Regions from separate parts of the Homo sapiens genome. Here region 1 is linked to region 2. A link is an interaction called in ENCODE POLR2A ChIA-PET data of the cell type or tissue named here. Cell type or tissue: A673. All regions are shown on one strand. Links, peaks and the distances in the headings refer to the core of each region. The heading gives the core; the rest is flanking DNA.

Region 1 (5,376 bases), core at 162-5,161, 370 kb before region 2:
CCCGCTTGATCCAGTGTAATTATCTTTTTTTTTTTAAGTTGAGAGGCTCAGATCACTCTCACAGCAACCTCTTAGTTCAATCACAGTGAACCTGCAGAACTCAAAACACAAAGAGAATGTCTTAAAGCAGTCAGGGAGAATAGAAGATCATTTTAAAGGAATGACAATTCGACTGGGACCTAACCTTTCTCAAACCCTAATGGAAGCCCGAAGACAATAGCATGGTGTCTTAAAGTGCTAAAAGAACATAACTGTCCAACTAGAATTCTACAGCCAGTGAAACTGTCAAGCACAAATGCTTAAAACAAAAGAGAACACTCGTTATCAACAGGCCCCCAGCACAAGCATAGAGATAGTTTTACATCTTCTTTTCTGATTTGGATGCCTTTGACTTTTTCTAGCCAAACTAATTACTCTGGCTGGAAATTCCAGTGCAGTGTTGAAAGTGGCAAAAGCAGGAACTCTTTTCTTGTTCTTGGTCTCAGGGGGCAAGCTTTCAGTGTTTCCTTAAATATCATGTTAGCTGTGAGTTTTACATACATGCTCCTTATCAGTTTCAGGAATTCCCTCATATTCCTAGTTGCTGAGTTTTTTTAAATCATGAAATGTGTTGGATTTTGCCAATTTTTCTTTGGCACCAATGGAGACAACAATGTGGCTTTCTTTCTTTATTATTTTAATGTATTACCCTGATCAGTTTTCACGTGTTGAACCAACCTTGCATTCCTGAGATAAATCCCCCCTGGATAATAGTGTGTATTACTTTTAATACGCTACTGGATTTGGCTTGCTATATTTTGTTGAGGATTTTTTCATCTATATTCATAAGGAATATTGCTCTGTAGTTTCTTTTCTTGTGATGTCTGTGCCTGGCTCTAGTTTCAGGTTAATATTAGCCTTATGGAAAAGTTAAGAAGTGTTCACTCCTCTTCTAATTTTTGGAATTGGACTGAGATTGCTGAAGGATATTAAAGGAGAATTAAATGAATGGAAGGCTCTCCGTGTTCATGGATTGGAAGACTTAACATTGTTAAGATGGCAATAATCTCCAAAGTGACCTACAGATTCTATGCAATTGCTATCAAAATTTCAGCTGCTTTTTTTTTTTTTTTTTTACAGAAATAGGAAACCTTATTCTAAAACTCATATGAAATTCCAGAGGTTCTCATATAGGCAGAAAAATTTGAAAAAGAACAAGATTGGAGGACTCACATTTCCCGGTTCCCAAAGTTATTACCAAGTTATGTTAGTCAAAAAGTCGAAACAGTGTGATATTGGCATAGGGATAGACATATAGATCAATGTAATAGAATTGAGAGTATAGAAATAAACTAATGTATCTATGATAAGTCGATTTTCCACAAGGGTGGTCAAAACCATTTATGGAGGAAAAAAGCATTTCTTCAACAAGTGCTGCTGAGACAACTGGATGTCTGCATGCAAAAGAGTGAAGCTGGACTCTTACCTCACATCATATACAAAAATTAACTCAAAATGGATCAATGACCTAAATATACAAGTTAAAACTATAAATCTCCTAACAGAAATCATATGAGTAAACCTTCATGACCTTGGATTTGGCAATGGTTTCCTGGATATGACACCTAATGCACAAGCAACAAAAGAAGGTATGAATTGGACTTTATCAAAATTAAAAACTTGTGTGGATCAAAGGACACTTTCAAAAAGAGAGTGAAAAGATGGCCTCCAGAATGGGAAAAATATTTACAAATCATATAGTATCCAGCATATGTACAGAACTCTTACAGCATAACAAAATAAATTAGAAAATGGGTGAAAGACTTAATAGACATGTGCCCAAGGAAGACATACAAATGGCCAGTAAGCTCATGAAAAGATATTCAATGTCATTAGTCATTAGGGAAATGCAAATCAAAATCACAATGAGATGCCATTTCATGCCCACTAGGATGGTATAATAAAAACAAAACAGAAAATAACAAGTGCTGGTGAAGATGTGGAGAAACTGGGACATTTATACATTACTGCTAGGAATGTAAAATGGTGCAGTCACTGTGGAAAATGGATTAGTGGTTCCTCAATAAGTTAAAAATAGAATACCATATGACCCAGCAATCCCACTCCTAGATATATAACCAAAACATTGATAACAGATGTTCAAACAAAAACCTGTACATGAATATTTATAGCCACACTATTCACAATAGCCAAAAGGTGAAAACAACTCAAGTATCCATCAATAGATGAATGAATTTGTTTAAAAGGTGGGGTATCTATACAAGGGGACATTATTTAGCCATGAAAAGAGAAGTACCGATCCATGCCTTGACATGGAGGAGCCCTGAAGATGTTATGTTAAGTGAAAGAAGCCAGGCCAAAGGCCACATGTTGTATAATTCCGTTCATATGAAATGTCCAGAATAGGAAAATCCATAGAGATGGAAAGCAGCTTAGTGGTTGCCAGGGGCTGGGGGGAGCGAGGAGTGGGAAGTAACCACTTCATGGGCACAGAGTTTCCTTGATAGATGAAGGTAAAGTCCTGGAACCAGGTAGTTGTGATGATTGCACAATGCTGGGAATGTATTTAATGCCACTGAATTGTATGCTTTTAAAATGGTAAATTTTATCACTTTTTTACCACCAAAAATTTCCAATAACTTAATTGAGTACTTATTTTTTTCTTTAATATATGCATCTACGTTGACATAACTGGTTCATGTTTTTTAGAAGAATGATTTGGCTTTGAAATAAAATCATAAAGGTTTCAAATGATGTCCAAGATAAGTAAATTCATTAACTCTTGTGACAACTCAATATATTAACATTGAATTCTAAGAAATATGGCAAACTCTAAATTTGTCAATGTCAACAAGGTATTCTTCATATTTTTCTTGTGCAACCCTAACTACCCCTACAGCTGTTTTAGATGAGAAAGTTCTGTGTAAGCCACATCTCGGGGTGGGGTGTATTGGATTTTCTAACTTTGACTAACCTATTAGTGTTTTTAATACTAACTTTAGCTTTTGTATGTTTTTCAATGACTCTTATGAAAAATTTAAGTGTTTTTTGTTTTTTGTTTTTGTTTGTTTGTTTGTTTGTTTTTGAGACAGAGCATCGCTCTGTTGCCCAGGCTGGAGTGCAGTGGTGCGATCTTGGCTCACTGCAACCTCCGCCTCCTGGGTTCAAGGGATTTTTGTGCCTCAGCCTCCTGAGGAGCTGAGATTACAGGCACGTGCCACCACGACTGGCTAATTCTTGTATTTTTAGTAGGGATGGGGTTTTGCCATTTTGGCCAGGCTGATTTCAAATTCCTGACCTCGAGTGATCCACCCATCTTGGCCTCCCAAAGTTCTGGGATTATGGGCGTGAGCCACTGTATCTGGCCCAGTGTTTTTAAAATAGGACATATGAGTAGGTGCAAATGAAGGAAATCACAACAGTCGTTAGGTGTGAAACCTCTCTCCATGACCTCAGCCATTTTTTTAGAAGCCAAAGCAGGCACTCAGTAAGAGCTGAAGCTGGCTCTGAATTCCTCTAAGCTCAAGCCCCTCGGATACTATAAACCTATGTTCCAAACACAGCACAGAAGGAAGACACCACTCTCCTATGAGAAGAAAACAGCTGCATGGGGAAGAATCTCTATGTTTCATTCTGAGAAAGAGAGGCCACCCTCTTCAGAGAATGCGTGATGGCATGAGACTTGCAGATCTTCTCTAAATGGATTGATACTTTTCCTTTGAACCTTTCTTCCTAGAAGAGGATGGAGGAGAACATTCTTGCTGAGTAGAAGACATGCCGCCTGACAGACAGAGCCTGTGGCAGTAGATGGAGTGGCCAGAGGTTCTTGGCATCCTTGGCCCACGCTATTGGGTGCAGGCTGGGGACACAGGCTCCCTGGTGGACTTGAAACGAGGAATCCAGACACAGTTGCTGCCCTTTGCACCTCTCAGATTTCCAGGCATGTCTGTCCTGGTCGGGGCCTGATCCACCCATCCCTGTTGGGGCAACTCAAGCCCTCTGAGCCTGCTAGGCAGCTGCAGGATGAGGCGCTTGTCTCAATCCTTGCTCAGGGTAGCAGGGAGCCCTGTTGTTGCAGGAATGCTCATCTGCAGGCTCTGCCCAGACCTTGAGTTCTTCCTCTTGCTGACTTCCCTCCCATACACCAAGTCCCTACCTAAGGCTCAGGTTCTCTAGGAGGAGGCTGAGGGTTGCATGTCCACCTGCACCCCAGGGTACCCACCGCCCAGGAAGACAGCTCTGGTTTCCATTGGCCTGGGATCTGCCCAGAGGCTGACACTGACTTGGCTTTTCCAGAAGCCCCATGTCTGTCTCATCCAAAACCGTATCCTACAGACTTCTCACACCTGCCCAGGGCCTGGATCAAGGAAGGAAAACTCCCACGAGGGAGGCAGGTGACGTTCCTGAGCACCAAGGGCACCAAGCTTCCAGCTTCCAAGTGCATCATGAGTAGTGGGCAGGGACTCAGCCCGGATCAACTTGCCCCAGCTTTGTTTTCCAGTTGCTTCTGGAACTGGAGTGAGCCTCTTGATGAATCCTTCTCCGAGTTGCTCACCAAATCCCTTTTTGTCTCCTTCTCAGAGTCAGCTGCCAGGCCCTGTGTGGGAAATTTTCCAAGGCCCTTGGAAAATGAGCTCAGCTGCCAGGCCCTGCATGGGAAACTTTCTGAGGCCCCTGGAAAGTGAGCTCTAGGGCCCTCCTCAGAGTGTCCCCCAGGCCCTTCCCTGGATCCCACCCTAACAGAAACTTAGCTGGACCCCTTCATGAAGCCTCCTGGTCCCTCAATGCTATCTTCCCTTGATTCTTGCTCCTTGGCCTGTAAACACAGAGGGCCACCCGAGGCCATGTTCACCCTTTGGCTGGGATGTCCCAGGTTGTGTCTTGAGGTTGCATCGTGGCAGAGGCTCCTGGATCCTGTGTTGGATAACTCTGTTTTGAAGGTGGTGCCCCAGGTGCTTCGAGATGTCATTCTGGATAGAAGGTTCTCCAGGAGGGATGGAGACTGGCAACTAGAACAGGGACGCCAGGCTCGCTGGGGAAGGTAGGGGCTGGAGGGCTACAGGTTTGCTGAACTCTTGAGACCACAGAGGGTGAACCTCACAAACTTTCCAGCTGCTTCTCTAGGCAGTGCCATTGCAGGTATTGAATGTCAGCCAAGGTGAGAGACTGAACCTCACTCTGGACTCTAAGGGAAGGCATCCCACTGGCCCTAGTCTAGGGTGAAGAAGAGGGCAGTGGGAATGGGAGAGAGAACTGAAGGGGGTCTGGGGCTGCACTTAGGCCTGCAGTAGAGCTCCAATTGGCACAAGGCTCCAGGAAAGGATTGGGGCTGGGTCTTCGGGTGTGCCAGAGGCTGGGGTGGGGGATTCTTTAGCC
Region 2 (5,376 bases), core at 149-5,148:
TGTTTGTTTTTTGTTTTTTGAGATGGAGTCTCGCTCTGTCGCCCAGACTGGAGTGCAATGGCAAGATCTTGGCTCACTGCAACCTCTGCCTCCCAGGTTCAAGTGATTCTCTCATCTCTGCCTCTCCAGTAGTTGGGACTACAGGCATGTGCCACCATGCCTGGCTAATTTTTGTATTTTTAGTATAGATGGGGTTTCACCATGTTGGTCAGGCTGGTCCAACTCCTGACCTCAAGTGATCCACCCGCCTTGGCCTCCCAAAGTGCTGGGATTACAGGCATGAGCCACCGCGCCTGGCCCGGAAACATTTTAGCTGAGATAAGAGAAGCATGGTGAAGAGCTGGCAGATGAAGACTGGGGTGTGATGGGTAAGAAAGGTCAAGCCGAAGGAACAGCAGGGACAAAGGCAAGGTCCTAACCCGGGACAGAGCCCGGAACAAGAGGGGAGCTAGGAGTAGCAACTGCTCAGATGTCTGTCTCTTGCACTAGATTATGAGCTTCTCTGATTCATAACTGGGGTTGCATTCATCACTCGTTTTGTGGATGTATCTATGTCTGTACGCATGCATTCATTCCTTCATTTGTTTTAGCTGGAATAATCTAAAGCTTATTATGAATCTTGCAGGATGAAGCTGTAGATCTATGATGGCCTGTCCCCTTAGGCTGCCAAGTCCTGCTGCACAGGCTGTGCACTGCACCACTCCATCTGCCATAGGTGTAGCACCCTGCAGCCTTGCTCTACATGGTCATTGATAAGTAGTAATTATTCTCTCCCTCTCTGCATATATAATCCCCATTTTCTGTTGTGTACACTGAGAGAAGGGAGGAGTCCTGCTCGAGTTCTCATGGCCTGGGGGAGACCCACAGGAACTCTCCCTATCTCAGTATCCCCACTGACACTTACTTTCTCAGTAGGCCTAGATAGTTGATCTGAGAGCTTCCGGGTCAGATGCCCTTCCTCACTCCAGGACCATGGAACTGCCAGGCAGAGTGGGCTTCTGTTTACTGCCTTGGGCTGAAAACACATATCAGCGATTGGCAAAACACAGGGAAGTTGCAGCTCAACCTGTTAGACTGGCAAATGTATGCTATGCCCTTCTCTTACTGTAAGGATATAAAACAATCACTTATTTATACTCAGGAACCAGAACACTTGGGTCCTCCTGCCTCCCCCTGCTCAGCCCCACCCTGAACAGAGGGGCTCCCAGAATGCCCTGGGGCCTGTGGCAATGGGGGAGAGAATGGAAGGGGAAAAGGAGAGCTGCCCTGGGACCTTTACGGTGGAGGGCAGAAACATTATTAAGTACCTGCTGCATGCTGACCCTTAACTGTTTTTCTTCTAATTATCAAAATAGTCCTGTGAAAGGGAGTCAGAAACCCAGGGGACAGAAGGAGCACGGTTTGAATCCAGGCTGTGTCTCTTATCAGCTGGAGACTTGGGAGAGTTGCTTATCTTTTTTTTTTTTTTTTTTTGAGAGTTACTTATCTATAAAATGGAGATAATAACAGCAACTACCTCCACAGGGCCAGTGTGCAGAGTTCACGAAGCCACCCACTGCAGGTGCTTGGCACAGTGCCCAGCATATAGTAAGTGTTCAGTAAACACTAACTAGCATCATGAGATTCGGGGTTGCTGTGAGCCCTGTTGTACAATGGAGAAACAGAGGCCCAGGGAGGCTACAGAAGTTGCCAGAGGCCACACACTTAGGAGTTGGCATAGCCAGAGGTGAGTGTGTGGAGTTTTGAAGGGAAGGTCTGAAGACTGTCACTAAGCATTAAATCCGCCTGAGGCTTCAAACCTTCACTTTAAATTCACCCAGTGCTGTGTGCCCAGCCTTGCACTGAGGGGTGAGATGGAGTGGCTGAGTGAAGAAGATGTGTTAGGCTCCTTGGAGCCACCATCCCAGAGCACGTGGCCTGATGGGGACAGACAGAAGATAGTAGTTCCCATGAAGCAGTGTGGCAGATGCTGTCACCAGCTGCTCCCAGAGCTGGAAGAGGTAGCCTCCAAGGCTTCCTAGGATGTGTGGGGGGTGTGAGTGGGGGTCGGGGAGGGCTGGGAAGGACTTCTCAGAGATGCCTGGTAGAGGGCTCAGCGTTTGCAAAGGCCAGGAGGGTTGAAGTACCACAGCATCTGGAGAAACTGTGGCAAAAACCGATCCGTGGTGGTTATAAAGACCCCTTGTGGCATCCAAGGGAAAAAAATGTGGGCTTCGAAGCTGACAAATTTGGGGATTCAAAACCCTGGTACATGAAGCCAGCCCTTTCTGGGCTTCAGTTCTCCATTTTAAAAATGGACTACCTCACAGAGGTTGCCCACAGAAGTCGCGCAAAAAGTTGGTCATTTCTCTCTCTCCCCCATCCCAGGGTGAGAGTGGGGCAAGGATGGGCGGTGGTGAGTGGCGGAGGGGAGGCCCTGGGTCAGCCCTGGGGTCCTCTGGGTCTGCAGATCTGCCTCCGGGGTCAATTCTCCCGGGTGGGCGGAGGTCTGCGCCCTGCCAAACCGGTGTTAACCCGCCCCTTGACCGCTGACCGGTGCGTGGGAGGAGGAGAGCACCAGGTGAAGGGCTGATGACTCTCCAGCAAGTGTTCCCTCCATCCGCCGCCGGCTCGGATCCCCAGAGACCCGGATCGCAGCTTCCCTGCTGGCCGAGCCCCCAGCACCCGCGGCGCGCCCCAGCCCTCTGCTCCTCCTCGGAGCAATTACATAACGACGCCTCTGGTGGGTGGCGGAGAGGCCTTCTTTGTTATTGCGATCCGCCTCGGCAGCGGCCCCGCTGTATTAATAAACCGATCACTCAAAACGCCAGCCTGGGCTTTATGTATGTAGATTTGGGTTGGGGCGCCTCCGAGGGAATTATCCACGCTGCCCGCTCCTCACCCAGGAGGGAAGGAGGTGGAATCCCTTCCCTCCCCTCCCCTCTGGTCTTTCACCCTGCCCTTCAGCTCAGAGTCCCTCGCCCACCCACCTTGCTCAGCAGCCCGGTCCCAGGAGGGCAAACAAGAATATTCCAGAATCAAAAAGTGTGGGTTCCAGGCCCATCTTCACTTCCCTGATGGGTGATAGCTGGCAAATGGAAACTCATTAGCCTTACCTGTAAAATGAGCCGAATAATAGCAAAGTGCCCATTTAAATTAGATAATCTAGGAATCTGCTTTGCAAATTCTAAAGCAATGGTTCTCAATCTTTGGCTTGTATCAGAATCACGTGGGGGGCTGTTGGACGACAGATTGTTGCCCCTGTGACTTCCTTTCCCAGAGTTTCAGTTGTCTGAGGTGGAAATGAGAATTTGTGTTTCTAACATTTTCCTGCCCCCAAGTAGGCTTTGAGACTCATACACTCTAAAGAGATTTATAAACTAGAATCTATTTGTCAGATGTTCCTGTCGGTCCGCAGGTGACTTACTGTCCCCAAACTGTATGGCTTCACTGGGGTGGGGGTGGTCCAGGAGTGGCAGGCCTTACAAGGGATCAGCAATGCCTGCCCTGGCCAGCGGCAGCACCAGAACCACCTGAGCTCTGGGCCAGACTGCCAGGGTTCCAGTCCCACCTCCCTGCTTTCTAGGGTGTGATCTTGGGTAAGTTATGTAACTCAGTGGGCCTCCGTTTTGCCATCTATAAAATGGGACTAGTAATGGTACCAACTTCGTGAGATTTGTTAGGATTAATGACATGTAAGATTCTAGACCAGCGTCTGGTACATAGTACGGGCTCAGAATGCTATTTTTTGAAATAATGATAAAGCCCCTGGGGTTTTATCATTGGACAGGAGGCAAGTGAAGCGGTGGCCATTGGCCTAGCCGGCTGCCCAGGGTCCAAGACTATGATCCCACAGCCCAGAGTGGCTGCTCTGGGCACTCACTGTGAAGAGGTCCTGGGGGTCGCCCAAGATGAGGGTCCAAAATCTGCTACTCACTTCCCTGCATAGCAATTCTTTTCTTGGCCAGGGCTCAGCACTCTGAAAATCTGGACCCAGCCTGAGGTTCTTAAGTCAGCTATGCTGACAAGGGGTACTCCATACTCCATCTGCCCTGAGTTTTGGAAGCCGTCCCTTCAGTACCAGCACAGAGCAACAGTGTCCCAGGCCTGCGATACAAGGTCCACAGACATCTCCCCGACTCTCCCAGCTGGTGGAGGGTGGATTTCTTGCAGATGGCCACATGCACACAGCTCACCGCCATTTCCACATGTCCATTCATTAATTGAGTCAATGAACATTCATTGAGAACTGACTGTGAGCTCCGGACTCACATGTACTATCTCACTTAACCCCCCAGGTACCCTATGCATCATCATGATTTTCTTCTTTCCATTTGGCAGATGAACACGCTGAGGCTCAGAGACACTGAGTTACTTGCCTAAGGCCACAGAGCCGGTTAGAAGAGGACTAGGACCTTGAACCTAAATCCAGGATGGTTCTAGTGGCTAAATCCCACTCTCATACTGCCTCCTTGAGCCCTCCCCCACAGGAAGCAGGAAAGGGCTGGCCATGGTCTTCTGGTCCCCTAGCTGTCATACACTTTCTTTGGGGAGATCTGAGCCTCATTTCTTCCACCCCCATCCTGATCAGTTCTCTCTCCCACAGATAAGAAACTGCTTGACATTTCCTGGTCCTGGTGTAGCAACAGAGGTGGTGGGGATGAGTCACTGGAGGGAAGCAGCTGGCAGTTGTGTGGGGTCGGGGAAGGAGGGCTGGTCAGTGCTCACTCTGGAGGGGTGGGGGCAGGAAGCACTGGGGAGGCCTGCCTGGGAGTTCCTGAGCTCCCAGCTGCTCCTTCCAGTCCCCAAAGCTATGTGTAACAGAGTTCTCCTCACCAGGCAGGTTCACAGAGAACGAAGCTCTGGAGGAAATGAGAGGAAACCAGGAAGGGGAACCAGAAGCAGTTGTGAAAGCCCAGCTCTCTGCCTCAGTCCTTGTGTTGTGGGATGGCGGCTCCTTCTCTCTGGGTTTTGTGCCAGCTTCAATGAACCCTGGCTAGACAACTCTCACCCCAGAGCTCCCTGTTCCAGTTGAGAATGCACCAGCACTCCTGAGGCCCTCTCCCTCCGCTCCTCCCAGGCTGCCGCATAATAACACCAGTGGCACTGATTGATAACTGTCGATGTGCCTGCCCCATGTTAAGGGCTTCACGTGCAGCCTCTCTGCTAAACCTCCAATAACTCCCACCAGGTAGGCCCTGTTATTATCACCATTTTACAGATGAGCAAACTGAGGCCTAGAGAAGTGAAATCACTGGCCCATGGTCCCATAACCAGGACTTGAACCCAGATCTGTCAGGTCCAAAATCCCTGGGCTCAACCACAACAGGTCTCTGACAACATCATGTTCCTCCACACGTGCCCATCAGTGCTGAAACCTTTCCCCTGGCCCCAACC

The links. Peaks named below come from ENCODE experiments on the same cell type or tissue, not always from the same donor. Only the 100,000 strongest peaks of a DNase experiment are listed, where the experiment ranks them.
Region 1: POLR2A ChIA-PET joins it to region 2 with 9 read pairs; 2 of 35 experiments call an interaction of 5 or more read pairs at or near these places.

Annotation. Positions count from the first base shown.
Region 1 is chr11:45,322,658-45,328,033 of GRCh38, reverse strand. No RefSeq gene overlaps it. Among named protein-coding and RNA genes, the nearest start is that of LINC02696, 30 kb to the left of the region's middle. In A673, for the core only: no CTCF peak of the experiment used is centred there; no DNase peak of the experiment used is centred there.
Region 2 is chr11:44,954,562-44,959,937 of GRCh38, reverse strand. No RefSeq gene overlaps it. Among named protein-coding and RNA genes, the nearest start is that of TP53I11, 6.4 kb to the right of the region's middle. In A673, for the core only: CTCF peaks have their summits at 1,986 and 2,190; DNase peaks (open chromatin) are centred at 2,717 and 4,657.